2 separate regions of the Homo sapiens genome follow, and region 2 is linked to region 1. A link is an interaction called in ENCODE POLR2A ChIA-PET data of the cell type or tissue named here. Cell type or tissue: MCF 10A. All regions are shown on one strand. Each heading gives the region's core, and the rest is flanking DNA. Links, peaks and the distances in the headings are about the cores only.

The links. Peaks named below come from ENCODE experiments on the same cell type or tissue, not always from the same donor. Only the 100,000 strongest peaks of a DNase experiment are listed, where the experiment ranks them.
Region 2: POLR2A ChIA-PET joins it to region 1 with 5 read pairs; 1 of 35 experiments calls an interaction of 5 or more read pairs at or near these places.

Annotation. Positions count from the first base shown.
Region 1 is chr18:49,833,091-49,848,566 of GRCh38, forward strand. MYO5B (myosin VB) reads right to left here. Exons shown (of 40, transcript NM_001080467.3): 33 at 14,056-14,199; 34 at 10,151-10,302; 35 at 8,275-8,364; 36 at 6,054-6,204; 37 at 4,427-4,712; 38 at 3,621-3,795; 39 at 2,254-2,334. It overlaps SNHG22 (small nucleolar RNA host gene 22), which reads left to right. Exons shown (of 4, transcript NR_117096.1): 2 at 6,186-6,274; 3 at 7,273-7,335. Among named protein-coding and RNA genes, the nearest start is that of SNHG22, 27 kb to the left of the region's middle. RefSeq lists enhancers at 12,359-12,860, 13,583-14,084. In MCF 10A, for the core only: no CTCF peak of the experiment used is centred there; a DNase peak (open chromatin) is centred at 6,101.
Region 2 is chr18:49,603,621-49,619,096 of GRCh38, forward strand. It overlaps LOC105372112 (a long non-coding RNA gene), which reads left to right and starts at 9,072. Exons shown (of 5, transcript XR_007066363.1): 1 at 9,072-9,249. RefSeq lists enhancers at 5,435-6,634, 8,981-9,857, 9,858-10,733. In MCF 10A, for the core only: no CTCF peak of the experiment used is centred there; DNase peaks (open chromatin) are centred at 6,031 and 6,471.

The DNA of each region.
Region 1 (15,476 bases), core at 2,780-10,779:
GTTTGAAGAAATTTTAGAGAGTATAAAAATGGGAAAAGAAAGTGAAATATTACCTATATTATCACAATTCAACAGCAAAAGGCATGTATACTTTTAATCAATTAAAGTATATAAGGTGGTCATTTCACAGAAATCCTCCTGTGAATGCTTTGGTGAGTTTAACAACTTCAAATTTACATTTTTAAAGGTCAGTACAAAGCTATAAAAAGCCCAGAGCGCCCAAGCAATGGTTTGCTTTAACAAGTAACTTGTCTTTATCACACATGTGAGTTCAAATGTAGGAGGGCAGGACTGATTGTTCACCATTTCTTCTGAGCATTGTATAGGTAGAAACAACATAAAGCTATAGCTCATGAAAAAAATATTTTGCTAGAACTGCGAGACACTGAAATTGATTACTGAGGAAGATTCAGAATCTGACTGTACATATTTTGAGAGAATAGTTGGGCTTAACCTCCATTATATTTTCCCTTTGTCCTTGATCCATTAAACCTGCAGTATGATGTGGCATATATTTTTTAACCTGAATTCTCATAAACAGTGGGGTTGCCAATTTATGAGCAGTTATAGTTCTCCCTCTAATGTGTGTCTCAGATATTCGAAACTAAACAAGACTTTCTAAACTTGCACTTTTGTATAAATTATCAGCCCTCCATAAAAATCCATATAATGGGTCCAGGTTCAGATATCTCAGTGGCTTCTGTCATCAAACTCTTCCCATTCAGCAGCTGACTATGAGCATCCTAACTGGATCCTTTCTGTCAGCGCCACCCACAACCCCATTGTTGTATACATGTTGGTGAGTAGAGAGACTCACTCTGCCTGCCCCATTCTGCGGCCTGTGTCTTTAACAATCGACTGTGTTTCTGTCATTGCCCTTAGGAGAACAACCTTTAGTCTGACTAGGCACCACTTCCCAGACGTTCCCTCTGTTGGCCTCTGTTCCCTACTTAGATGCTGGGCTAAAGTTCATTTAGGCTTTTTTTTTGCCATGGCTCTTTTCAAACCCCTTTTTAGCTCTTTTCAGGGCTCTCTAAATCTCTGGATCTACATTGAAACACTGTAAGGAGCTCCAAATAAAATCCCAGGAGTATTCCAAAGGGAACAGGTTCTTGTACAAAGCTCCATGTTTCCTCACGTTTCTTCAGTGTCTTTGATAAACCTCCATTTGGTTCCCTTTTTCCTGACTCTCCCTCTGATGACTTCCCCCTGAACCCCTTTTTAATCCTTGTTTTGTGTCAATATCCCTTCACTGGCCAACAAGGTCATTTAAAAGTTTGAGGGAGTGCTATGTCTCCCCTGAGGTGCTCCCCACAGGTAATCATGGGAGAAGTGTGGCCTGTTTTCTGAATCACTGCGACATGACTATCATTCCAACACTGTCACAGTTACTATCACATGCAAAGGTCAGGCGCTCAGCCATCACCTTGGGCTCAGCTTAAGGAAGCTCATGTTTAAGTAAAACATTCCCATCATCTTAGGAAAAGACAGATTTAAATAACCGTTTTCCCTAATACATTTTCTTTCAAGCATTTTCCTAAAAGCAAATATTGTCTTTTTTTTTTGAGACAAGAGTCTCACTCTGTCGCCCAGGCTGGAGTTCAGTGGCGCAATCTCGGCTCACTGCAAGCTCCGCCTCCCAGGTTCACGCCATTCTCCTGCCTCAGCCTCCCGAGTAGCTGGGACTACAGGCGCCCACCACCACGCCCGGCTAATTTTTTGTATTTTTAGTAGAGACCGGGTTTCACCGTGTTAGCCAGGATGGTCTTGATCTCCTGACCTCGTGATCCACCCACCTCGGCCTCCCAAAGTGCTGGGATTACAGGAGTGAGCCACCGCACCTGGCCTATATTATAAGTCTTAGACAAAGATTTAAGAGCTCAAATTGCTTTCTTTAAAGAACATTTCTTAGTTCCATTTATGGTTAGGGCTGATATTCTGCTGACATTGTTAATTCCATTTGGTGCTAATAGTTCAGTAACATGCTAGTGGCAAATGACATAATGCTTAAACTATGTCTATAATCTGAGAGGCAGAGATGATAAAAGTTGAGTTTTCTGTGTGTAAACAGTAAGTTACTCATGGGTGATACGGTTCATGTTTACCTAAGTAGAAAGTCTAGGAATGTAAGGTCTCCCAGCATATATGTAACCAGTATTTTAGTAATAAAGAGAAGCAAGATTAAAGCCCAAATTTTTAATTTCCTTTATAGTCGTAGACTGGACTTTATAAAATTACTATCTTAAAACTCACCTGGATTGTTCGTATAAAGGCCACTGTTACCCGTTCTTCAAATTCATTCAGGGGAGTATAAAGGTTTAAAATTTTGACAATCTGTTGGGGATAAAAACGGAATTTAGCACAGAGCTAAATGAACATGAGACAACTTTTGAACTTTAAAGAATATGTGACATTGGTACAAGAGTATGATCCTCTTTAGACAAGGCCCACAACACAGATGGAGCTGGACTGACATTTACACTTGGAGCCTGCATCCAGGAAACTAGAGCCCACAGCTTTGTCAGGTGGATCTGAGCCCTCTCACCGAACTCATGTCTCCTGTAAACCCACCTGCCCCTCCCCACTATGCTCATTGGTATACACAATGAGGAGTTTAGAATGCAGTTGCCTGAAATCCTCAGCCTCATATCTACTAGTAATTTAAAGGTTTCTTCTGAAGAGTACTGGAGATCTTACCTTAGATGAGAAAGGTCTTGTTTAATACCTAACTACCCCCTGTCCCCCAACATTGTTTACAAATGAGTATTTGAACAGGAGATACTCTTTTGTCTGCCTACCACTGGTTTGGTGGAAGTAGACTGCCCAAATGCAATGCCAGCTGCATCTAGAAGGAAACTTACTTTAAGTGAAATGTATTTAAAGAGAAGAAAAATGTTTGAAGACTTTCTGGAAATGTTTACAGAAGGAAGCAGTTTTTTAAAGAGTTAGATATTTAATATTTTAATAGTAAGCAGAGGAGGTAAGGAAAGGTGTTCACTTTGCTATATTAAGATGTGTTTTTCTGTACTGAGTTTGGATTTTGTTATTTATCTTTCAGGGACTGGCAATGTGTCGGCAACTGAATCATGGTTATACATTTTTTAGGGAAAAGGAAAGTAACACTTAAATGCCCCTAAGTTCTTAATGACTTCATTTAAAACAATATAAATGAGTGTGAGTGAAAATATGACCATATTGCAATTAGTTTTAAAGAAAAGGTTTTTCTTACAGTTATATTTGTAAAGAAAGCAAATACCTGATGCTGCCAATTTCTGAAAATTTGTGGATTTCTATGTAAGAAACATTCCAGAATTCATTATATTTAAAGAAGTTTTTACCTAAACTTAACGTTTTGTGAGTTTGCTACCTTATCTTTTTAAGTGAGTAAGAGGGATAGAGAGTTACTAGAAAACAGTATCTGTGGCATCTTGTTTCACAGACCAAATGGTTTTTGGTTCATCTAGGAATATCCCATCAGCTGCACTTCAAAATTGTCTCATTAGGGGTATATAAAGGGTGGGAGTGCAACACTAACAAATAACCACCAACGAGAACAGACTTGGAATGGACTCAGGGCTTCCTTGGAATACCATGTTGACAGAGGTGCAAAGTGACTGTACCTGCTGGGTGCTGAGGGAGGTACACAGGGAGCAGATAGCCTCTGCGTCCTCCTGGGTTTTCTTCTTTAATTGCAGGAGCTGGGCTGCTTGGATCAGAGGTTCCATGGTCTGAACTGCTCCACTCTGGTGAAGGTTTCTTCCCCGAAGCCACTCCTCAAGCTGACTTATATTGTACCTTAGCCATAGGTAGAAAGCAAGCTATGTTAAGCCGGTCCTCCTAATTCACTGAGAAGGGGACACCTGTTGTGTTTTGCAGGCCCGCTGCAGCTAGTGCCATTATTTATCTCACACGGTTAAAAAGCATGGCAAGTGCCTTGCACTCAGGAACTATTTGTTGAATAAAGAATGAATAAATGAATGAGTGGGTACTTAAAATCAAGCAAAGATGAAATACCTGAAGTGTCTACATAAGTTAACAGGGAAAAACAGGCATTAAATATACTGAATTGTAAGTATTTATATTTAACATTCACAAATGTATTTATACTTCTATGTGAGCCTTCATGCCTCTTAACTCATTGAGTTTTCTCTCTGACCTATCTGCTTTGTATTCAGTCTTTAACTTAGAGTATGTCAACATCTTTAAGCTTTGAACTAATTTGTTTACCAAGTCAACCATCTCAGTGTTCGACGGATTTCACCAACAGGTAAAAAGGTGATGGATTTGAGTCACAGACTGATGGAGACAAGGACTGTCAATTAGATTTGGATTTCATTTTTAGAAACAGCAGTCTTGTGTTCTGATTCTAGCTGCAGTCAGTGAGGGCCCACTCTATCTGTGTTGTTGGGGGGTGCTCCTCCCTTACCTGAGTTGCATGCCTGTGCTCCAAGAGCAGACGTCCTTCCGCAAGAGCAGGTTGTTAAGAGTCACTGCGTTGATCATGTAGAAGAGCTGTTTGAATACCTGCAGGATGATCTCAGGGTCCAAGCCCTGGTCACACATGACTGTATGAAAGGCATTCATCTGGCGGATGATAGCTTCCAGGCAGTATGAGTTATCCCCATCTGCCATGCTGGAGGAGCGCTTCCGGTAGCCGGTGGGCTTCACACCAGATAGACCCTGAATGCTCTCATTTTCCAACATGGCAGAAACTGAAATAAAAGCACAGTTAGAGAAGCTTGCATTCCCCACTAACAATGCAAAGATTGGACCACTCAAATCATTTAGTGCTCCGGGCTTTAGCAATGATACCATCCAGAGGTGTGCAATGTTGACATGCTTAGGAACTTATAACATTTGGCAAAAAATTTCTAATGTGTTGATTTCTGTATGGAATAAAACAGCTGTGGACAGCATTTTCATTTAATTTACTGGCAATTAGACAAAGATGATGGGCATGTACCAGCTCGATTTGGTATCGCCTGTGCTGAAGTCCACAGTTTGAGAATTGAGCAACCTGGGTGTCATCCTCGTCCAGCCACTGACTATGTAAATAAGAGCTTCATTGGTCCGTCATACTTACTAAGCAGCCATTACCTATGCACCAGGGGCTTTATGTTCAGTATCTCTTTCAATCTTCCAACAACTCTATAAAGTACTACCCATTTTTATGAGGAAGTTGAGGTATAAAGCGGTTAAATAACTTGTCTGAGGTCACACTGATAGGGAGTGGCAGGGCCAGGATTTAAACCCAAGTCTGTCTGACTCCAGAACTGCTGCTATTAACCTTCACATTATTCTGAGTATCTCCAGCTTGATATGTCAGTTCTCCCTCTGTCTGGTGCCTTATAAAAAGATTTCCAGACAGGAAGGAGGGTTTGGAATGAACCTCATTTCAAGTAATGTATTTCTAGATTGGTCCTTCTTGGGATTCACTCATAACCTACTTGTGTTGTAAGAACCTGGGGAAAGCATTATGAATAGGTCCAGGTACACTTTCCTTCCCAGCCTTTGCAGAGCACAGTGAGTAATGCATCTACACATAATTTTTCTTCCGATTGAAAATGTAACTGCTCTCATTTCTCAATTCTGATTTCATGTTCAGTGCCCAAGTACACTGCTTGGTTCAAAGCAAGTGTCTAATAAATACTGATGCATCGTGCCGACTGCTGTGTCCTTTCGCATGAACACTCCTGCTTTTTTCCATGAATCAAGTTCATAATAGGTTAAGAGGGTTATGCTTTTTCACTGTATATGCATTTGTACCTTTTGAGTTTACATTTATTATGTATTAAAATTTGGGAAAAAATACAACATATTACAGAAAAAGAGATAAAGGGAAAGTCATCTATGCCTCTTGCACTGTGTCAAATACTTTCACAGCTTTTTAAGCATGATGTGCACACCTCAGTTCTGCCTTCACTGGAAGGTTCTGGCTTTCTGGAGGTCATGGCTAAGATATCTGGTTCCCGAAAGGCAGAGGGTGCTGACCACGCCTTCCCCTCATTTCAGACACCATGATGAGTGATGTAGCTCTCCTGCTGCCAGCTTACCTATCATCGGCTGTAACACGCCCTCGGCAATTTTAATGAGCTGCTGGTAGATCTGAATGGAAAGGTCACTCAGCACCTGACGGTATTCGGTGAGGTCAAAATTCTTAAGACAGTGTTCATTCTGCTTTGCAGTGTTCTGAGTCATGAAGCCCTGCAGAGGGAGAGGCGTGCACTACTGAGTTCTCTGGTCTGCTGGGCCCAGCACAACTTCCAGGGCTCTGGTAACTTTAGTCATCTATTTGGTGGGCAGGGGGCCTACTCAGGCCCTCCCTATGTAGATGATGTTTTACAAAAGCCTGTCAGTTCTTTGAGGCCTCATTGATGACCCTTGAACTTGAAGGATGTAGAAAAACTCAACATGAGAGAGAAAGCCTGAATCGCTCAGTCCAAATCCCTGAGGCGAAGTGATTTCCCTACGGTAGCAAAACCTAGGTTGGTACCAGGTCCAGAGAAAGGGATCCCTGCTTTTTCCCTTCATCCAGCGCTTTCCTCAATATATCAGGTCCCCCTAAAATGTTAGATGATGTGCAGCCTCTAAAGGAGTGTGGCCATGGGCCAGATTATACGCTTGTATGAGGAGAAATTTTATACAGATTCTATCACTGGTTATCAGAATTAATAGATGAACTAAAGTGATTTCATAGCTACCGCACTGTGTCCTCTTAGCTTTCTGTATTAATCAGATGAAATCACATGTAAGTTAAGGGAACTGCTGATATCAGAAGGGCTCATGTGACCAATGTCCTTTTCATTCAGGCCTAGGGAAACCAGTATCTGCCAAAAAGATTAGTGCTCCCAAAAGGGCAACCATCTTCAGCAAGGCCTGTTGTACTGTGTCAAATACAAAGCCATCTTAATATGAAAAAAAGCAGGCAGAAAAGGGGATAATTGTAATGATGAAGATAGAGTCAATCATTCTTCCTTGTTATTTGGACTACACGGATCTGGTCATGCTGTGGTTCAGCTCTTGACCCAGAGAATATGAGCACATGTAACCACAACCTAATGTAATGGAGTTCTAGGTCCTGCCCTAGCCTTATATAACCTCCCATTTAGAATGTGTATAACATTGGGTAAAGTGATGGACCTCAATGAAATAACATTACATGTAGTTCTATGCTTCAAGTAAATGCTTGGATATTATGATTTTGTAACAGAAGTCATGGGGTTTGAAATGGCTATTTCTTTAACCTTTGGCCCATCTCTTTTATAATAAAAGCAGGCCATCAAATGAAGTGCTGGTTCTTAGGAGAGAGATGGCGTCAAGCCAACTGCAAAGAAGGTAAGACTGAAAGGAAGGGCATATCCTTTTACTAACCCAGGGAGAAGAGTCTGTCAAAATTGGTTCTGGCACAAAAGATGGAATAAAGCTTTAAAAATGGTCGCACTATTTTGGTTTACACTATGTCTTGACCTTGGGAAGGGTGGATGGTGAGATATGTGAAAGGAAGGGGAAGAAAAGTTGGAAGACCTACAGGAACCTGTGAGCGGGCATATCTGGAACAAGCTGGGATTCTCACCAGAGAAACTAGAATGGAAACAAGCCACATATTACTAGGTCATTGGGCAGAGTGCAGAGCATGGGAGAAGTTCTTTCAGGGACCAAAGCTAGGAATGTGAGTTCCAGAAAAAGCTGGGCCTTACAGGTCCGGTGTGGATTGTGAAGTGATGGGGTTAGTAGTTGGGCCTCAGGTCAAGGAATCCAATTTGGATAAATGCATGGAGCTGGGCCTCCAGGTCAGTTTGCACACACGTAGTTCTGATTATGGTGTGCCTCTGTTCTTGTGGCCATCTTTGTCTATCTTGAAATGGACAGATTAATCAGTTGGCTTAGGAGACAGGGTGACCCACTAGGCAACTGAGCTCCCTGCCAGTATCCACTGCAGTGGGGCTTCTAGAGCTGATACAGAAATGTCAGGTTACAAGAGTTTCATGGAGACTCCCAGGGCCTCTATTGATCATGGGTTATGCAGACTCTACTTACATAACCCAGGAGTGCTTTTTGGGGCCCCTTGGGCTCATCAAGGCCTCCTAGAGGCAGGTCTCCTGTGGCTGGCCTTATTGCTGCTTCCAGCCACGAGGCATGATAAGGTGTGCCCACGGTCTGAGGTCCCCAAGGGTGCTCCAAAGACCCCACTGACCTCTGAGGGTATACAAAGCACTTCTCAACCACATTTGGATGAAGCAGGAATGCCTCCTGGGTGCCTGGCTCCCCACTCACCTCATCCCCGCTGTACTGCTTCAGACAGTGAAGAAGGCGGCAGGTGTTGGATAACCAGAATGACGTCATCTCAAAGTCATCATTGTGCTTCTGTGAAAAGAAAAGGACATCCTCAGCTCTAAGTGGCTCCCATCTGGTGAAATGCTTCCTCGGTACCTCTTTCCCCACATTTCCTACCCTTACCTAGTGTTCCTGAGCAGCCCTGAGGCTGGGCAGGGCACTTGCCAGTCACGGGGTTGAGACCCATTGCTGAGAGGCTGTGTGAGTGTTCCTCTACCACCAGGGATGGTGCACAGAACCCCCACCTTGGTCTCCTGATCAGTGGTGCACATACAGGGACACACATAAAGGACAGGCTGCCTTCCATGGCTGAAGAATGAATGCAAAGCTGAGTGACAGATGAGGCTCTGCCCCAACAGCCCCGGGCTCTCGTCTAACCGCCTGGGCTAGCTGGCTCTGTTTCTGAACTGCCAGTTATCCAACACAAGGGATGCTGAAGAGCATAACAGCAAAATAGTTTGGTGTCCCATTTATCTAGATGTCAGATGCATCATGGCTTTAACTCTCTAGAAAATGGCTACAAACCCTAACTAGGTGAAAAAGCCTGCTCAGCAACCCAAACAGCTATGAGACAGCTGCTGCATTAAAGCTGATGACTTCACGCAGCTCATTCTGTCAAGTAAGCGTTATCATTATTTAAATGACAGAGTGGTATGAGGTACGACCAAAAGAAAAAAAAAAAAAAAGAAATGAGGTTGAATAGAAAGTGACTGCTGGGGCTGGGACATGCTATTTTAGCTCAGAATTAGGGAAGGCTTTCCTAAGGAAGTGACATTTGTGTCAGCCCTAAATTGGCCTAGACTGGCCGAAGATTCCAGCTGGATGGTGCTCACGAAAGAGGATCAAGGCTGGAGACACAAATCTGAGAGCCACGAGCATGCAGATATGTTTTAGAGCCGTGAGTGGATAAAATTGCCTGTGGAGGGCAATGCAGCTACTGAGGGCAGGAAACCAGACTTAAAGGCTGGCTCTGGAATTCTGAGCAGCAACCAGCAGCTCAGTGGACTCCAGAATTGGTTTGGACTCAGAGCTTTTGAGAATGGCTTGTATCCTGGAAGCAGTAATGTGTAAGAACTAAAGATGGTCTCTAAGAGCAATAATACTCGGGGCACAGGCCTGCTAGCAGGTAGAAATCCCTCTCACTGAGGGTTCATCTCCCTCAAGAATCTCACCTCCCCCACTGCCTGGCCCTCATCCATGTGTGGACAGGCCTCACCCTCCCTGCAGGCCAGCCTGTTTCTGCAGTGGCTGCACTACATTCAAGAAGAGCCTTGTGCCTTCAGGTGGCATTCCCGAGCACCTTTAACACCATGCGGCAAGCCCTGTCCTGGCCCAGGTTGCCTCACCTTGGGAGGTGATGGAATGTCACAGCCCTCCCTGTGTTACCCCCCAGGGAAGCAAGCACCCGGCCCCTTGGAAAGGTGGAGAGGGCCCATGTTTCAGGGGTGTCCCTGAACTTGCTCCAGGGTGAGGCCCACACACCCTTGGCTGCAGCAGGATGTCTCCCTAGCACCTCTGGCAGTGGGCAGGCCAAGGCTTCTGTAAGCACTGGGCATGTCTGGAGGCTCAGCAGGGAGGAGCTGGAGGGCTACCTACACCAGAGTCCTCGGCTTTCTGCCATTGCTGGGCCTGAGCATCCTTCTCTGGGAACTGCCAGGCATCCTGGTTATATGGATGCTTCTGTGGCTCATTTACCTTCAAAGTTGGAGCCCTAGGAGCATTCACTACAGCCAAACCCAGACACAGAGAAGCAACAGTAAGGGGCTGGCTTCACTCTACCCACCACAAACCATGACCTTCTGCAGGGGCTGCTTACTTTCAGGACTTTCTTAATGCCGTTGATGGTGGAGGTCAGCAGGGAGTGCACCTTGAGATCGTCGTTGGTGTAGTCCGCGTGCCGGATGCACATGTAGAGGATGTAGGCGGGGAGACAGGGCACTGTGCCCGACAGCATCTGGGGCTTCAAGTCTAAGGGCAACGAGAGCAGCAAATGGCAAGTTAGATCTATGGGGGACAATGGAGGCTGTCAGAATCCTCATCTGAATAGACGTGTTTTCAATATTTCCCCATAGCTCATCTAGGAATAGATGTCTCAAAGAGGATTGGGAGAGAAGCCACCCAGGGTACCCAAACTCCCGAGCATGCCTACCAGTAGTTTCAGACACTGTGGTTAAAAACACAAACAAACAAAACCACATTCCTAATTGTCTGCACTATAACCCTGAAACAGGCTTCTAATGCCTCAGCCTAACAATATGGAGGAAAAGTGCCTGCAAGTTACACAGATGCCTCAGTCCGCAGCCAACAGGGGCCCATGGCAAGTGGAAGGCTGAGGACAGGGCCTAGCTCCCACATGGGGGCAGGAACTCCTGATTCGTGGGCACCACCACTTCCAGAAGGCAAGGGCTGGCTCCAGAATTAGACAAATTGTATGTGCCCAAAGACAGGGCCAGCCTGCTGAGGGCTAGGGAGGTTGGAACAATCTCTGGCCCATCAGTTCAGGAACAAATTACCCAGCCGTGCTTGCCCAGCTTCACAGCCAAATAGATCAGGCAGGCCCCCCTTCCCCACCCCGGTGCTGCTGCTTGGCATGCATCTCTCCAGCGGCTCTCTTACTTCCCCCAACTGCTCTCCTCTGTATCCCACACTCCTGTCCCTGCCTGGGCAAGGGCTGCTCTGGCTGGACTGGAAGGGCCTTGTGAGTCTCCCCATTAACTGCAGACTCAGCCCTTTGGCCCTTTCTTGCAAAAGGCCCTGGAGGGACAGGAAGCAGCTGTCAGACCATTTTCTATTCCAGACCATGCCAGCTGAGCCAGACTTAAGGCAACAGGTGGTGGTAGAAGGCCAGAGAACTAGGGGGAAAGGCCTGGTGCAAAGGCAAGATGACAGGTGAGAATGGGGCAGGAGCACAAGGCCCCAGGGGTCTCACCATAGCTCTGCACTGTATCTCCAGCCCTTGTTCTTTACACTCATACCCTCCCAAACGAGGCCTCATGAGCCACCTGTAGGCTCAGAATGGCAATGAAGGGAGGCCACCTCCCTCCCACCTGCAGGTGGGCAGTATCCTTGCAAACCTTCTACCAGGCTGGTCCTGGGCTGGGCTCTGCTGCCAGCAGCTCCAGTTGGTACTTGGGTTACATTGTCCCTGCTCCAACGCATCCTTCTAGTTAAATGATAACTGTAGGCCATAATACTCTTGAGTACATGGTTGACATTTGGCCATTTTATAGGTCCAGCAGATGGCTGTGGATTGGCCATTGGCTCTAGTTAGAATGCCAGTCATTTATCCAGGAAAATGTATTTTGTAGGCCCAGACTTCCAATCCATAACTTCTTACTTCAAACCTGATCCATGTGCAGATTGCAAACAACTTGTCCTGTCTTGGAATGTTCTATTGTGATTAAATAAAGCTTGTTTGGGTGCCCCAGCTAAATGTTAGCATCTTGGGGAAGAGACGATGACACTAGTTTTATTTCTCCTCCACAGCAACTGGCCAGTGCCAGGTACCTAAGAGGTAGGTGGTCGGCAGTCAAGTTTTGGCATTTGTTTGGATGGGGTCTTTTGGAGGGAAGATGACTGCAGGATTTTCCTAGGTAGCTCAGCAGGAGATGACCTTTCCTGGGGCCACCTGAGCAAGGGTCATCTCATGCTGATGGCAGGGTTTTCTCTGTAAAAACCCTGGCAAATGGCAGGAGGGAGCCACCTGTCTGACACAAGCAGCCTTATTTATTGAAAGTTTCATTCACCAGAGATGAAAGGTTTGTTCCTAATTGCATTTGAACAAGATGCAGTCTGTTTAAGGAAGTTTAAGATAAACTTACACCACATTTAATTAATTGCTGGACAACTGTAGGGGAGATTAAGCTTTTTAAAAGAGCAAAATACATCTAAGAAGCAGGCTACTAAAAACACACAAACCAAACAGCTGGAGCAAATCTGTTTAAGGCAGATGTCACAATCTGTTCTTCCTGGGTCCCTCGGCCCTAGGCACAGTGCTCAGCAGAGTCGGACTTCAGTCTTACATAAGTTTCTCTAAAATAATGCTTGCCTTGCCTCTTATTTGAACTTCAAATATTCCTGCAAAAGCTACCACTCCTTTGAAAGCCTCACATTTGAGAAGGGTTTTGCAGTTTTAACACAGCATTTCGCCTTTGACACACTTCACATCATGGGGCAGGCAGGTCAGTGTCATCATCCCATTTCACTAAGGTGCCATAAAGAAGGGAGCTGCTGGCTCAGGGTCCAGAGGATCAGACCACCAAAGATTTCTCCTCTTTCCCACAGGACTCTCTCCTCTAAGACTCTTCCTGGCTCTGCAGGGGGATGCTGGACTGGGTTGGTACAGAGCAGGGAGGTGGCCTGTTGCAGTGGCCTGTGGCAGATGGGGCACAAGACTGGAGGGGAGGGAGCTGGTACGACTGGCAAAGCAGCACTGGGCACAAACCTGAGCAAGCTGCACAGGTCACACAGACTCCCTCCTGGCCCTTGCTGAGCAGCCAAGAGGGACTCGGAGGGGTGGCGGGGGCTCCTCTTTTCACAGAGAAAACCCTGCCCTCTTGGCAGCTAGTGTGGAAGGTCTTTCAGTCCTAGGAGCCCAGCTGGGGAAGGAATTCTGAGCAGTGGTTCTCACAGCTGCCTGGTGGCCCCAGGGAGCACATGGGGGTGGGAGGCTGGCAGGCCAGCCCTGATTCAGCCACATGCCTGGATAAGAAACTGCAGATGATCGCAGGGACAGTAAAAGCCAACCCTGATGAACTTTGACAGTGGGACCAGGGTGATCCCAGACAGACTGCAGAAGCTCAGCATTCCTCACTTTAATGAGCCTGTGAATGTCACCTGGCATCTTGTTATGTGCCTTGCAATTGAGGAGGCCTGGCACGGAGCCCGAGACTCTGCATCTCTCACCCCTTCCCAGGGGTGATACTGATGCTGATGCTGATGCTGCTGGTCCAGGGACCATGTATGAGCAACGAAATACGAACTTTCATTCTCACAACTCCATGCCAGCGGCATGATCCCCTTTCCTGTGCTCTACACAAGAACACTGGTGAGTAGCACAGCCACGGCCATGTGCGGCTAGTTAGGAAAGAAGCCAGGTCTGAACACAGCCCATGTGATTCCAGAGACCACACCCACATGTGCTGTACCACACAGCACTTTAAACTGTAAAGTCCTAACCAAACAGAAGGAGTCTGAATCCTTGATCCACTGCTTCCCAGCTGTGTGACCTGGGCAAGTTACTAGAGTGAGTCTCTGTTTCCTTCAGTGTAAAATGAGAAAGCAGCAGTTCTGACTTAAAGGGAGGTTGTGAGGATTAAAGGAGGGATGAGTCTGGTAGAGGATGTGCTCCAAAAGCATGAGCTTCCATCATTGCCAAAGCACTGTGGCCTGCAGAGAGCTGCACCAAGGAAAGGGGGCTGTGGCTGCTGCTGAGGAAAAGCATGTGGGTGGCTCCCCTCCCACTTCCATCGTATGGGCAGAACAAAGAAGCAGTGGGTCTTGCCATCGAGAATAGCAGCTGGACACAGCAGGAGCTGGGGGGAGGATGAGAGTAGGTGTGGGGAGTGGAAGATGGGGGCAGGTGCAAGGGCAAGTAGGAGACAGAGGGTGGGGGCTGTGCAGGAGGTGAAGGAAGGGGTGTGGGGGTTGTGCTGGGGATGGAGATGGGAGCGGGGGCTGAAGGAGGGGCAGGCAGCATAGGGTGGCACAGAGGGTCCTTACCTGTCACCAGGTTCCGGATGAGGAGGGCCTCGTCCTCTTTGTGGTACTCCAGCATGCCCTGGAAATCCTTCTCTTTCCGCTGGACCGTGACCTGCCTGTTGAGCTCATGGCGCTTCCTCTCACTCTGGGCCAATGCCTGGGCAGCTGAGCAGGAAAGAAAACAGGAAGCATGGATGAGACTTCCAGCTGCAGGCCTGAGGGTAGCGGGCATCTCTGGCGGGTGGAGGATGGGACCTGGGGCAGGGGAAGGGGCATCTCTGGCAGGTGGAGGATGGCACCTGGGGCAGGGGGCATACTGGGTTCTCCAAACTTCCACTCTCTTTGCGGAGTCTGTTCCTACAGCCAGAGCCACACCCCAAGTGTGAGGAGCTCAGCATCCAGCACTGGGGTCCACACTCTGGATAGGGGAGAGGAAACATCCGAAAAGACAGCAGGCAGGTTTCAGACCAGAGAAAACTTGTGAAGGATGACAGCCAGCATGGTCTCTCACCGCTCCTGCATAGCTGCTTCTCTTTCCCTACTGACTTCTAAGGAAAGGAGATACCGTTTTTCTGGGAAGTGCTTGGCCTCGGCCTGGCCCACTACACTCAGTTCCCTGTGTGTGGCCACAACGTGGCCATCGTGACACAGCCGCAGGGCAAACCCAGGTGTTCAGGGCAAGGCCTGGACACTGTCTGTGACCTGTGGGTGGTGGATCAGGGTGGTGATGGTGATAGTAAGGACACGTCCTCAGCCACTAAATGCAGGTTCAGGTTTAGGAAGCTGCCAAGTGCAGTCTTTGCAACTACATAAGATGATGACTATTTGGGAAGAGTTTCAGTGGCAGGGTTGAAGGTATAAAGGCCTGGTCAACCCTCACTCAGGCCTCTCCTCAGCCTCACACCATGGTAGAGGGACAGTGGGCAACCACAGCATCACTCCCAAACACATCTCAGTGCTGACTGCACACGGGACGCTGTCCTAAGCACGGGAACAGATACAATGGCATGCTTAATCTGTCCCTGGCCAGTCGAACTAAGGAGACACATCTGTACATTCACATGGAAACACTATGACACAGCTCAGTCAGGCACCAAGCCAGGAGTGTGTGATGTGGGTGCTGGTGGTGATGGGCTGGAAGGACCCCACGGAGGAGGTGGGATGAAGGGTGGGTGCTGATGATGTGGGTGCTGATGGTGGTGGGGCTGGAAGGACCCCACAGAAGAGGTGGGATGAAGGGCGGGTGGGACTCTTACATCCAGGTTCAAAGGAGCTGATCCACTGGGAAAGGACCAATGGAAGAGGACCAGGACGAGTGACACCCAGGGAAGGGTGCTCCATGAACTCCTAGTGGCTGAAGGGAGGCTCTGAGTGGAGGTGGGGGAGAGTGTGAGAGGATGAAGGCTGGCAGACTAGGGCTGGGATTTCATTCTGCAGGCAAT
Region 2 (15,476 bases), core at 2,852-10,851, 230 kb before region 1:
CTCCATTCTCTTCTCTGTCTGTCATCATTAGTGTACTTCATTAAGGCTGAAGTCCACAGCATTTTGGCTGAATTTAAGTCCAACTGAATATTTTTAAAACCGTAATTTTATATAGTAATTCAGACACTTTTCCATCAAGGAGTTAGTAGTCTACCAAGAATTCAGTCCATGGTATGGTACAAATCTTTACCGTACTCAAACCAGTTTTAACAGTGAGAAAAGATAAGCTAAAAGCTCGTGCACAGATAAATATGGGTGTGTGAGAATGAAAGAGAGGTACAGAAATGGACAAAGATGACTGGAGGTGACTGGCAAGGAAGACCAAGCAAGAGCCTGCACCTGCTGGAATGCGCTTATCAGAATCCTAATTACCATTAGAGGAAAAGAAAGACGAAAGATCAATGTAATGTTCCCTGAGCCAGGACTAAACCAGCCTAGAGGCACTAAGGAGTCACTGGTCCTAATCTGTGCAAAATCAGGAAGTGTTATTATGGTATTAACTGGTATAACAAGATTCACCTGAGCTCTAAAGATGTGCAAGTTATTCCATAAATAAAAGACTCTGCAAGAATACTCAGCTGGTGCTTGGAGAATGAGCTTGAACTTTCTGCAGGATGTTACAGACCTTGGATCATCCTAGCCTGAAGATGTGTACATAATTTCTCAGTAACTCCTGGTGGCTTTGCCCAAACTCCATGAAGGCAGAATTGGCTGACACTGCTGAGGAGTGACACTTCATGGTACATAAAGGCCAGGGGAAGACGCTGGCACATCGTGTCTGGTCACTACAGGGAAGGTGGGACAGTTGTGAACATCTGACTGTGGATGTAATATCTGAATGATAATGTGTTATCCATGTGATGGTAATTTTCTTTTATTTTGTTCTGGAATTTTGGCTCTCATGTATATATAACAGGTAAATGCTCTAATAATGATTTAATAAATGGTCTTCAAATTCCCTTAGGAAAGGTAAGGAGTAATTAATTAAAACAACAAAAGTGAAGTGTAGTAAATGTAAATGGTCCAAGAGAATGAACCTTGCTGACTTCTCTCCTTGCACTAATTTATTTCTATTCCAAGTCTTAGGGTCATCAACAGGATTCCTGTTTTACCTGGTTCTTTTGGGAAACAAAAAGCATTTTATTTTTAGAGCTCAAGTGATATGGTAGGCATTGTTCAGATCAGATTCTAGCAACAGGCAAAACCACAGAAGTCACTCAAACCTGTGTCGGGAGGAAACAACACAGTGCATAGAATGAGGAGGATGGGAATATTTTATAGTTTAAAATGAGTAAGGTTCATCAGCAAAAGTGGAAGAGTAGGTAGCTCCAAGGGCCTGTGCCTCCAGAAACATGGAAAACTGCAGCAAAAACTGTCAGTATTAATTTTGTCAAAACTCTGAAAACGGTCACTGATTTACAGCAACCAAACAATGAATAAATAAATTAAAAAAAAAAAACTTAAAAATGGTAGAAGAGCTTTGCCATATTCTTACTTACCCTTGTCTCACCGCCCTCCTCAGCAAGGCAGCAGTCCTGAAGACTGCAGCCTGCATTCCAAGTGTGGATCTTGGTCCCTGGTTCTGGAAGGAGAAGAGCAAGTCTTATTCTCAAAGAATTGTGTTTGTCTGTTCTAACCTGTCTGTGGGCTACCTGAAGGACTAATGCAAAGCTCTTGTCTTTGTTTCACCTAATTCAGAACTTATTCATTGTGAAGGAGCATCTATATGCAGGGAATTCCTGGAAAACATTGCTAGAAAAATGAACAATCCTCTACTGCCTGGGCCAAAAGATTACAATTAAGGTAAACAACTGATCACCAAAAGCTGGGAGGAAAAGTTGGGAGAGAGTTTTATTGGGAAATGAGGGCATTGAACTGTGTCCACTGTGAATTTAGAAAGCCACCTGCATGTCCAGGACAGGATAAATGCTCACAAAAGATCTGAGAAGACCTTATCTTTCAGCTCTGACTGGTCTTTAGACTTGGAACCAGCAGGAAGTGAAGGCTAAGGCAGTGTTGTAAATGACATGGCTAAGTATTGAAGGAGGATCCCAATGCAGAGCCCCATTGCAACGACTAGGAGAGTTTTTTTCCCCCACTTTTCTTTTCTATTTTTGGCTTCTGGTGTTCAAGGGAATCTCTGTCAAGACACTAGTTGATTACAAGCTAAAGGAACAGAGACCTCAGAGATCACATATGACAAAGAATATAGGCTTTACAAAGATAGTTTAGAAAAGTCACTAAGCAAGTGAATAGATACAACCCATAGCAAGCAATGAAAATAAATCCTGAGTAGGGGGAAGAATCTGATTTCCAGAGTTAAAGATGCTGTTTTAAACAAAAAGGTACGAAGCACGTAAAGAAACAAGGAAGTATGGTTCATTTACAGAAGAAATTAACACAAACTTTTGCTGAGGAAGCACAGACATTGAACTTACTAGACAAAGACTATAAATCAAAAGTCTTAAATATGCGCAAAGAGCTAAAGCAAACCAAAAGAATGATGTGTGAACAAATAGAAAATATCAAGGAAGAGATAGAAATCATCATAGGAACCAAGCAGAAATTCTGGAACTGAAAAATGTATTGACATTGTTAAGATGGCAATAATCCCCTAACTCTTCTACAGATTCAATGCAATTTCTATCAAAACCTCAGCTGGCTTATTTGTGAAAATTGACAAGCGGATTCTAACATTTATATGGAATTACAAGGGGTCCTGAGTAGCCAAAACAATCTTGAAAAGGAAGAATAAAATTGAAGGACTAACACTTACTGATTTTAAAACTTACTACAAAGTTTTAAAATAGTGATCAAAATAGTGTGGTACTGTCAGAAGTATAGACATATAGATCAGTGGAATATAGACTTCAGAAATAAACACATACATTTCTGGTCAGTTGGTGTGCAACAAGGGTGCTAAGACCATTCAGTGTGGGAAATAATAATCTCTTCAACAATGGTGCTGGGACAACTGAATATTTACATGCAAATGAATAAAGTTGGATCTTATCTGATACTACACAAAAATTAATTAAAAATGGATCAATGACCTAAATATAAGCAGTAAAACTATAAAATTCTTAGAAAAAAACATAGGAATGACTATTAATGACCTTGGATTTAGCAATGGATGCTTAGATATAACAACAAAAGCAAAAGTAATGAAAGAAAAATAGATAAATTATACTTTATCAAAATTAAAATTTTTGTGCATCAAAAGACATATCAAGAAAGTGAAAAGACAACCTAGAGAATGGGAGAAAATATTTGCAAATCATATATTTGATAAAAGGCTTATATCCCAAATAAAGAACAACTCAAAAAACCCCCCAACTAATCCAATTATAAATGAGCAAAGGACATGAATACACATTTCTCCAAAGAAAATATACAAATGGCCAATAAGCCCATGTAAATACACACAAAATTATTAGTTATCAGGAAAATGCAAGTTAAAACCACTTTGTACTCACTAGGATGAGCATAATAAGATGTACAGATAATAACAAGTGTGGACAAGGATGTGAAGAAGTTGGAATGCGCATACACTGCTGGTGGGAATGTAAATTGATGCAGTCCTTTTGGATAACACTTTGGCAGTTCCTTTAAAAGTTAAATAGTTATCATATGACCCAACAATTCTACTCCTAAGTAAATACCCGAAGTAACTGAAAATATATGTCTACACAAAAACTTGTACATGAATGTTCATAGTGGCATTATTCATAATAGCCAAACAGTGGAAACAACCCAAATGTCCATCAACTGAAGAAAGGTTAAGCAAAATATGGCCTATGAATACAATGGAGTAACATCGGAATTATGTTCTGATGTAGATGAACCTCGAAAATATAATTCTACATGTATGTTCATTGCAGCAGTATTCACAATAGCAAATAAATGGAATCAACCTAAATGTCCACCATCATGCATTTAGGTAGGTGAGATAATTCTTTTTTTTTTTTTTTTTTTTTTTTTGAGACAGAGTCTCACTCCTGTTGACCAGGCTGCCGTGCAGTGGCGCCATCTCGGCTCACTGCAAGCTCCGCCTCCTGGGTTCACACCATTCTCCCGCCTCAGCCTCCCGAGTAGCTGGGACTACAGGCACCCACCACCACGCCTGGCTAATTTTTTGTATTTTTAGTAGAAATGGGGTTTCACCATGTTAGCCAAGATGGTCTTGATCTCCTGACCTCGTGATCCACCCACCTCGGCCTCCCAAAGTGCTGGGATTACAGGCATGAGCCACGGCGCCCGGCTGAGATAATTCTTTATGAGCAGTTTTTACACAGACAGGCAGGGAGAAAGTTAGAGTAATATGATATCTTCAGGTTTTATGGCTGGCTTTGGGGAAAGGGGTTCTGGTTTCTATGACCCTCCTTGGGGAAGAGGGAGTCTAGTTTCTATGGCTAGCCTAGGGGAGAGAATGAGAGGCCAGAGACAGGAGGGCAGGATAAGGTCAGTGAAAACTGTTGCATCTGAGGCCTTCATTTTTGGATATTGTTTTCTGAGCCCCAACAACAGAAACGTCCAGAATAGGCAAATCTATAGAGACAGAAAGTCAATTAGTGGTTTCCTTTGGTTGAGGGACTGGGGCTAGGGCTGGGTGAGGGACATAAGGGAGTGACGGCTAAATGGTACAGGGTTTCTTTTTGGTGTGATAAAAATGTTCTGAAATGGATTGTACTGATGGTTGTACAACTCTGTGAACATACTAACTACTGCTGACTTGTACTCTTAAATGGGCAAATTGTATGGTATGTTAATGCTATCTCAATAAAGTGGTTAAAAATGAGTAAGGAGAGCCCATGTGTAAGATTCTGAGTGTTGAAGGAGGGAAGCTGCAGCTGAGTTTGTACCTCCTGGAGTGCTCCTAGGACCACAGCTGAGGGCTGTGTAGGGAGATAAGGAGGGGGCCTGGCCTGGACACTGCAGAGGCTGAAGCGAGTAGGCACTTGATACTTGAATGGACAAATTCTGAAGTTCCTGGCTCTTTGTTAATGCCCAGTCAGTGAGGGGGAAGAGAAGAAAAGAGTTAGGCTTAAGTCTTAGGATTTGGAGCTCAGAAGGGCTTTTGGCAGTGGCCCAAAGGGATTTTGAATTAAGGCTTTAATAGAACCAGCCATACTGTATATTCACACATCTCTTCACCCCTCACTGAGCATTACACCTGAGGTCTCATTTGGGGTCTTAGTCTGTGAGACTGAGGGGCTGAGAGCAGGAGGATCTCATTTGGCATTTCAGCATGGAAATCTGGCACAAGGAAATCAGTTGCCCCTAAGAATTCTCATCTCCCATTGTGGCATATGGCATTTAAGTTAAATGAAAAGATTTCTCCAGCAGCAAAGCTCACAAAACACTGGGCTGAATCACCTCTGGGAAGACGTGGGACCTTTTATGTAGGAAGATACTTGGGAATTAGATGTAACCCAATATGAGACTGGGGCGTGGATCATTCAACCTTGGAAAGCCCCACAGTCAGGGGATAGGTTGTGATTTAGCCTGTTGAAGGATCAAGATCAGGTATGATCTAATGTGTTGAATAGAGTCAAATGGGTCATTTCACCCAAATTTTAAACTGGCTATTGCCGGCCAGTAATTTATTGTGTGATGCTGGGCAAGACACTTGCCTCTACAAATCGGCTATAAAATTGTAAAGTAAGGACTGGCTTTGAAGGAAATCACTGAGCTGTTTTCTGCTTTCTCTGTTGCTGCTATACTTCAATTTCAACTGTGCTTGTGTCCCAAGTGCCAATATTGCCTCAATCTGGTTCCAACTCCTGTTCCTTAGTAACTTGGCTGGCAGAGAAGCTTCAGAAAGAGAATGGCATAGGTGAAACCATTCTGGTAAATTCCTGCTAAGATATATATGACTAAGAGTTATTTAATATGTGGGATACAGAGAGGAAGTCAGTTACCTTATGGAACAATTTAATGAGCTCATTGCAGTAGCTTTTATTTTGTTTTAGGTGGGCAGATGTTCTGGATGCTTCTTAATTGACATCACTTGAGGTCAGTGCATTTCAAACTTTAATGTACACATGAGTCACCTGGGGACCTAGTTAAACTTGATTCTGATTCAGTAAGTCTGGGGTGGGGCCTGGGACTCTACATTTCTAACAAGCTCCCATGGGTGCTAACTCTGTCTGCTGCTAGGGGACTGTCCTTAGAGCAGAGGCCCGGGTGACCATCAACCCACCTTCAGTGATACTGATGCACTCAGGAAGGAATGAGTTGCTTTTCTCTTTCTTGAAGCCCTTTGACACTCTGCACATGTATCCATTGGAGCACTTTGTGTTGTAATGATTTGTGCGGGGCCCATCTTCTCTATGAGGCTGAAGGCTCTTATACACAGTAGCTGCATCTTATTTATCTCCATTTGCTCTTGACTTCCACCTCTCCTCACTTTAACACTGTGGTTGGCACAAAAAAGGCACTTAATGTATGATGAGGAACAGGCCCAGACAGGCCTGATGGTGATCGGGTGAGCTCATAAATGATGTGGGCTGTTACGTGGCATCTCTGTTCCTGCGTGGCCAGATGGCATAAACCAGTGATTTCCAACCCTGACTACAGATCAGGGGAATTTAAAAAAATACTGATCCCAGGCCCACTCCAGTGTTCTGATTTAATTGAACTGTTTTGAAGCCCAAGTATGAATGACTTTAATAGCCCTCCAGGCTCTTACAGCTCAAAAATAAAAAGACAACCCAATTAAAAATAGGCAAAATATTTGAATGGATATTTTCCCAAGGAAGATTTACAAGTGGCCCATAAGTACAGAAAAAGATATTAAATATCATTAAGGAAATGCAAATCAAAGCTGAGAGATACACTTCACACCTAATAGGACGGTGTGGGAGAATTTCAAACTTTCCCTCTGAAGATTTGAGTCTAAGGCTGTTGAAGTGAATTGACAGTAGATGGATTAACAGGAAAAAAGGCATACAAATTTGCTTGATGTGCCTAAGCATGGGGGAATCGCAGGAGAATAATTACCCAAAAACCCACTGAGGTCCAGATGCTTTCATACTCTTTTACATAGGGTAAGGGGAGACAGGGGGCGTAGGGGTAAATGATTTAGGAGAGATGAATGGACCTTGGAGACAGAAATTAGCTTGGGAAGGATTCTGTTTGTAAATTGAAGGTACTGGAGAACAAACAATAGTTTAGAGCAAAGTTGGTCTGGACTGTAGGTGTGGTGTTTAATTATCAGTCTCTTCCTCTGTGACATGAATTTTAATCTTCTCCGGTTAATGTAATTTTAGTGAAAGGATCAAAGGCAATTGTGTTTCTCTTTAGCAGGCCCAGTTTCTAGGTAGTTCAGGAAATTTCAGAGAATAGCCTCATCCTGTGCTTTGGGAAAGACAGGAGAGGTGGGGGAAGGTCAGAGAGACATTAAGCCAGCTTCTTAATTTGTATGTCAAAGTGCCACATTTTGTAGTATATTTTGTGCCCCCACAATGGATATATTAAAAAAAAGAAAAGAAAAGAAGTGTTGGTGAGGACGTGGAGAACTCAGAACCCTCATACACTGTTGATGGGGATGTAAAATGGTGCAGATGCTTTGGAAAACAGGTTGGCATTTCCAAAAATGTTAAATGTGGAGTTTTTATATGACCCAGCAATTTCATTCCTAGGTATACACCCAAGATAACTGAATTTCATCTTAAAAAATAAAACGTAAAATGCTTCCCAGGGGAATCTGATTTGCAGCCAAATTTGAGAAGCTCTGATGTAAAGTAACCTGGGGTAAATGTTCAAACACTTGCTGTCAAGAGGATGCTGCTGCTGACCAGAAGTTCTCGACTTCAAATGCACATTGGAATGAACTGAGGGACTTCTAAAAAATGCCATTGCCTGGGTGTCCCCAAAATGAGCCTGATTTAATTGTTCTGGGGTACAGCCTGGACAAGCACTGCAGGAGATTCTAATGAGCAGCCAAAATGGACACAGTGCTGATGGTGGTAGTCGTAAGGATTATTGGAGGGCTGTTAAAATGCACTTTCTTGACCTCTGTCTGCAGAAGTTCCGAGTCAGGGGACCTGGGGTGGGGCTGGGCATCTTCATTACTTTTATTTTTATCTCAAAATTTTTTTTTGAGACAGAGTCTCACTCTGTCACCCAGGCTGGAGTACAGTGGCATGATCTCAGCTCACTGCAACCTCCACCTCGTGGGTTCAAGCAATTTTCCTGCCTCAGCCTCCCAAGTAGCTGGGATTATAGGTGCCTGCCACCACGCCCAGGTAATTTTTGTATTTTTAGTAGAGACGGGGTTTCACCATGTTGGCCAGGCTGGTCTCCAACTCCTGACGTCAAGTGGTCCACCTGCCTTGGCCTCCCAAAGTGCTGGGATTACAGGCGTGAGCCACCGTGCCCGGCTGCATCTTCATTATCAACAAGCTCCTTGATGATTGTGATGCAGGCGGCCTGGACCACACTTTGAGAAGCACTACTTTAGGGAAGGCCTCTCGGAATGGAATGTGCATGCAAATCACCTGGGGACCTTGCTAAACGGGAGCTTCTGATTCTGCATTTCTAACCAGCTCCCAGATGATGCCAGGGATGCTGGTCTGCAGACTGCAGCTTGTGTAGCAAGGCTACATAGCCGTGGTTCTCAAAGTGTGAGTCCTCAACGGGCATCAGTATCACTTGGGAACTTGTTAGAAATGCAGATTATCAGGCCGCATCTCAGACTTACTGAATCAGGAACTCTGGGGGTGGAGCTCAACAATGTTTTTTTAAAAAGCATGATTGTATACATTCATGATACATAACATGTATATATACATTGTGAAATGACCACAATCAAGCTATTTAATATGTTCATCATCTCGCATAGTTATCTTTTGTATGTGAAAAGAACACTTAAAATCTACTCTTAGCAACTTTCAAGTATACGATACATGATTATTAAGATTATTAACTGTAGTCACCGTGCTGTGCAATAGACATCCAGAAATTAGTCATCCTGTCTAACTGAAACTCTGTACTCTTTGACCAACGTCACCCATTGCCTCCGCCTCCCCAAGCAGTCTGTTTTAGCAGGCTCTCCAGGTGATGCCGATGCACACTGGAACTTGAGAACCACTGTGGAGGGCTATCAAGTGCTTCTAGTCCCTCCCAGATGCTTCCCAACCCTGGAGCAGCACCTCAGTAGAGCAGCGGAAGACCGCCTGTGGCCTCTGGGAATTGCTGATACCGAGCAGAGACAGTCCCTGACCAGAGACGTTTAGGAATGTGATGGTGGGTGCTGCTAAGGATGAGAGAGTTATTCAGCCCGGGTGGCACAGGGAAGGGCCAGCTTAGCAATGGGCCACTGGGCATTAACGGGAGTGGGGGGCACATTTGTGGCAGGAGTGGATTTGTGAGCCAGGGCCTCCAGTCTTCCTGCATTCCCTCTACAGCTCAGGGCACCTGCCATCCTGGCTGCCCTCAGGTCCCTTGGAAAAGCTGCCCAGGAACCTTGGTAAGTGTTAGGAACGTCATGTGTTACTTCTTTCAGGGTCATTTGCATTTAAAAAGCGGCATTCTGGAGAAAGCACTGTTTCTAAAGTGGAATTTTAAGCTTTGAGGCTCCTCGGTAGGAAGCTGCCTGGTCTTCAAATCCCACCTCCCATATGGATGCAGCTCTGCCTACAGCTTTTCCTGGTGATGGAGGGCAGGCCCCCCTCTGGGTGCAGGCGGCTGGAGGAGCAGGGGAAGCAGGAGCTAAGGAATTCCCCATCGCTTGGCTGCCTCTTGGAATCTCTCACAGCCCCATCCCCTGTGGGAGAGAGGCAGCAATTAGCATAACTGGAACAGACTCTCTTTGTCTACATCCCAGACTGTGGGATTCAGGCCTCCCCCAGAGACATGCTAATTATGTGGAAGGGACCCTGGGTGCCTGTTGGCACCGATGCTGGCTCCTAATGCTGCTACTTTCCGATCAGAAACCAGGTGTAGGTGGAGCCCTGGCCCAGGCTTGTGCATTGATGAATGCTCTCCTCATCCAGGAAACCTGCTGCATGGGCCGCTCGAGCTCTTTCAAATATCTTTCTCCTGCAAATTTCTACAGCTCCTTGTGGTCAGAACAACTTGCTAGCTCTTGGCATTATCTTTTATTGTCTCATCCGGGATTGGTTTTGCTTCCCCTCTAAATTGCAGTTCCTTTACAGGGGACCTTGTTTTATATTTAATAAATCAATCAACCAACCAATGAATATCTATTAAAGAAACTATTTGCCAGGCACAGTGCCAAGCCTGGAGATACAAAGATTAATAAGGCCCCACCTGGAATGAGGCGTGTGCAGCCCAGCGGGGGTGCAGAGGTTACAGCTGAGTGAGCTGCTGTGTATTCCAGTGAATAGAGGGAGGTACTGAATGCTCTGGGGTTTCTGAGAAGAGAGCACTGTAATGTGCCCGGGAAGGGCAGGCAGGTGGGGAGGAGCTGAGGAAGGCTTCCTGGAGGAGGTGACATCTGAACATTATTAAGGATGAGTAGGGGTTTATCACACAGCTGTTTCAGACAGGGAAAGGCATGTACAAAATCACATGAGCGGGAAGGGTTTGAGGCTTTCTTGGAACGACAGGTAGCTAAGGTCATTCAGCTATGGCTAGACGATGGAGCATAGCTGGGCCATGGAGAGGCAGAGAGGCAAAGTGGAGACCCCGAGGTTGGGTGGGTCCTAAAAGGCTCTGTCTTCCAAGCTAAAGAGTTTAGGAGCTGACTTGAGGGCACTGGGCAACCAGTGAGGAATTTTAATGAGAGGGTCATGTGGTTAGAATTATGTTTTAGAAAGAGAATGTGCGTTAGGCTGTTCTTGAGTTGCTATAAAGAAATACCCGACTGGGCCAGGTGCGGTGGCTCATGCCTGTAATCCTAGCACTCTGGGAGGCCAAGGTGGGTGGATCACCTGAAGTCAGGAGTTCAAGATCACGCTGGCCAACATGGTGAAACCTCATCTCTACTAAAAATACAAAAAAAAGAAAAAGAAAAATTAGCTGGGCATGGTGGCAGGTGCCTGTAATCTCAGCTACTGAGGAGGCTGAGGCAGGAGAATTGCTTGAACCTGGGAGGCGGAGGTTGCAGTGAGCCAAGATCGCCTCACTGCACTCCAGCCTGGGCAACAAGAGCGAAACTCCATCTCAAATAATAATAATAATAATAATAATAATAATAATAATAATAAAACTTCACTAAAAAAGAAATAACCGATTAGGTAATTTATAAGAAAAGAGATTTAATTGGCTCACAGTTCTGCAGGCTATATAGGAAACATGGTGGCCTCTGCTTCTGGAGAGGCCTCCGGGAGCTTTTACTCATGGCTGAAGGCAAAGTGGGAGCAGGCCCTTCCCATGGCGGGGAGCTTGGGGAAAGGTGCCACACTGTACAGCAACTGGATCTCAAGAGAACTCACTATTGCTAGGTGAGCACCAAGCCAGGAGAGATCTGCCCTCTTGACCCAAACTCCTCTCACCAGGCCCATCCCCAGCACTGGGGATTACGATTCAACATGAGATTTGGGCAGGGACACATATCCAAACTATATCAGAGTGGCTGCAGTGTGGAGAACAGACTATTGGGGTGTCTGGAAATGCGGAGACTAGGAAGGTATCAGAACTGCTGAGGAGTGAGACCAAGGCAGGGACAGTGGGGAGAGAAAGGAAGCTGTGAGGAAGAGGGGGTTTGGGGATGATTCCAGCTCAATACCTGGGGTTGGAGCCAGGGTACATGGTGGTGCCATGGGAATGGAGACCGAGGAGACATAGAAAGCACAGTCATGGTGGAGGAAGGGAAGCTCTCTTCCTGACAGGTTTTCCCCTGGGAAAGATATCCACAGAGTGGCAGCCACCCCTCTGCTTTCTGTGTCTGTGGATTGGCTTGGTGGAGCTAACTCCTGGGAAGTTAGCTCCCAGGAGTTAGTCCAGACATATGGGTCTGGACTGAAGGAGAGACCTTGATGTTGGAGGTGGTGAAACCTGGTGCCTTAGAGAAGATGTTTTGGAGACCGAGCTGAATTTGAATCCTGGCTTTGCCTCTTCCTAATTATACACATTCGAAGAAGACATAACATACGCTCTGTCTGTGTGTTGTTTGCCTTGTTTGTTAAAAAGGAGTCTAAGTACTATCTTGTAAGATTATGGGAAGACTAAACAAGATAACGTACATGAAGTGTTTAGCACAATGCCTGGGACATTATAGGCACTCAGGAAACTGTTTTAATCAATGGGGGTTGGGGGGGGTGGGTGGTAGTTGAAGCTGGATGCGAATACAATGACCCTGGGGAAATAGAGTAGCATGAAAAAAGAAGAGAACCAAAAAGAGAACCACCAAGGAGTTAGCAGCCAGGGAGGCAGGCGGGGTAGGGAGAGGGAGGCCAAGAAAGGAGGAGAGAGTAACCAAGAGACCCAGATACATTAGGGGGCTTCTAAGATGCAGGTGAGCTGTCTGGATCATCAATGATGAGGTGACTGGTGATTATAGAACAATTTCAATGGAGTGGGGAATGAGTGTGGATAATACTTTCAAAAAACCCTGCTATGAAGGATAGGAGATAATAAAATGAAGAAAAAAGGGACAGGTGTAGGGAAGGCTTCTGTTTTAAGGCAGATTTTGTACATGTCTCTGTCCTTTCACTTTCCACATTTTACTGAAATTGGCTGTAGGTGGATGTCTGCCCTGCAGCTACCCCTCAGCACCCCTGCTCACTGCTCCCCAGCCTCCCCTTGGCACCCCTGCTCACCTCAGTCTGGGCTGCACACTGTTGTCTTAGCCCCGCAGTCCTCTGAAGAGCTTTAGCAAAGCACCCACATGGTTAGCTGGGGTTGCTGGTTGTGTATGCATCTTCCCCCACGAGACTGTGGGGAGCATAGGGACTAGGCCTTCTGTGACTTCAGCCGCCTGCACCTATCCCAGGGCCTGGCACAAAATACGTGCTCAATAGATGTCTCTTGAACCAGCTTGTGTGAGCAAGGTGTTGGATAAAGGCTCCTGCTGCCAGTCACTGCCTACCTGGGGTGAACTGTGAGTGTCCTGGGGTTGGAGGTGAAGGACATATGGTGACTCTGGTGTAACCGAGAAAAATGGTGCAAGAGCAAAGGGATCTGAGGTTGCTCTGATCATTGACCTAAGGCCAATGTCTTGTGAATAGATGCTTAAGTGCGAGCTCAAGCACATTCCCCTCAGGTACATAGACCCAGAATAGCTTACTTATTTGTTCCCATAACTGGTGTTGTGGGTGGCAAGGGTGTGCTGAGTCTTGTCCTTACCGGGCCATGAAGAATCTTAAAAGGGAAGCAGAAGTTACCAGTGTTGATTTCACAAATAGGTGCTAACCACTCACAAATAATATTTCCCTCCTCACTGATGCCTAGAATTTTCCTGGTCTCTGTAAGTGTGAGTTGCAGGGGCGGGGACACATCTTAAGTGCTGTAATAATCTCAGTCTCCTCATCTGGAAAATCAAGGTGTCATTCCAGCTTTCGGTGGCTCTGATTCTGCTTTCAGGTCCGTTCTTGAGAGTGGGTTTTCATCAGAAGGGCCTGGAAGAATGTTAAGCAACTGAGAGGGAAGGAGGGATTCTTTGGAGGGCAAAGGGCTCTGCCTCCCTCCCTGCCCCCAGGCCACTTGCCATCCCATTGAGGAGTGAGGATGACCACAGCAAGTCTTAGGTGATTAGAGGTTTAGGTAGAGCCATGTATATGTGCTCCAATGAGAAGTGGTTGTTTGGACTAGACCAGTTCAGACCTGCCCTGAAAGTAGCCCATAGGCCAATGAGGTGGGCTGAGAACTCTCTGGTTCTACCCTGTGCTGTAACCAACCTTTCAAGGTAATCTAGCACCAGAGCAGACCCAAAACTGCAGGGAGAAAAGGCAGCCTCCTGGGTGCCCTTCCTGGTGCATCCTTCTCTCTGTTCTACAGCAAAGCATTGAAGGAGCTTCTGCCTGCAATTGGCACCGTGAAGAGCTTAACCCACGAAGGCCTGGTTTTGAGTCTTGGTGGGTGGAGCAGAGATTCTGATAAAACTCTGTTCTCTCTTTTCTTTAGCCTTGAAGTTTCAGGCAGGAAAGAAGAGAAGATGATGCATCGCTGGGCTCTGCAAAGGGCCTGTTTTCTAAAGGCATTTGCCTCTCTGTCTGTGCCTAGCCTTGGGCTGGGCAAAGAGGGGTTGCCCCTAACATACTTGGTGATTGGCTGGATAAATTGTAAGCTGAAAAAACAAAGTGGTTTTCACGTTTCCTAAATTATTTATATTGAAATTTGCCATTTCAATCTGACTCTGAAGGAAGCTCAGATTGGTTGTTTGAACAGGGAGCTCTGTGCTCTGGGTCCTTTTACTTTTGCAGTGGGATGTATTCCCAGACCACCTCCATCAGGCCGGCTGGAGAGCCTGGGGATCCCAGGGCAATGTTTTTCCCCACCTGGCTCAGATCAGGCAGGGAGAGCATGTTTTGTGACTTGCTCAGAGCTTGTTCCAGGAAGTGTTCTTATATCCTGAAATGGAAGAGACCTTTTCTGATACACTGTTGCCAAATGGGCTTGGAGAGCATGAAAGAATTACAGCATCTTCAGAGTCTGTTTATAACTTCAGATGCAAAAACTACACTCTGTAAAGGGGAGGCCGTGCACTTTTTAGGAAAAAGCTGTGAATTAAGGAGTCAGGGGCTGGGTGCGGTGGCTCAAGCCTGTAATCCCAGCACTTTGGGAGGCCAAGACAGGTGGATCACAAGGTCAAGAGTTCAAGACCAGCCTGGCCAAGATGGTGAAACCCCATCTCTACTAAAAATACAAAAATTAGCCAGGCGTGGTGGTGGGTGCCTATAACCCCAGCTACTCGGGAGGCTGAGGCAGAGAATTGCTTGAAACTGGGAGGCAGAAGTTGCAGTGAGCCAAGATCGTGCCACTGCACTCCAGCCTGGGCAACAGAGTGAGACTCCATCTCAAAAAAAAAAAAAAAAAAAAAAAAAAAAGAGTCAGAAGACCTGAGTGGTTCTGCTACTTGAGATCCATGCATGCTTCAGCTACCCCGGTCTCAGTTTTCTCATCTATGAAATGGGAACGATAATACTTTTCCTAGCTTGTTTTGAGGATCAAATGAAATAAAAATGTGGAAGGGCCTGAGGAGCTGGCACATGCTGTTCTGATGTAAGAGTTGACTCTTTTGATTACAGACCAGCTGGACTCTTCCTACCTGATATCTGCTAAAGCAGACCACACTGGCTTGCAAGGGGTGTGGGGTGTTTGTGGGTGTAGGGTGCTTTCTGCTCAATTTGGGGGCCCTCCAGCTTGGCAGCACCATCTGTTGCCTTGTGTCTCTTGCCCATTCTTCCCTGAGCTAGAGCCAGTTGGGGCTTCAAAGCTGGCAATGTGGGGCTGGGTGCAGTGGTTCATGCCTGTAATTCTAGTGCTTTGGGAGGCCAAGACAGGAAGATTGCCTGAGCCCAGGAATTCGAAGCTGCAGTGAACTATGACTGTGCCACTGCACTCCAGCC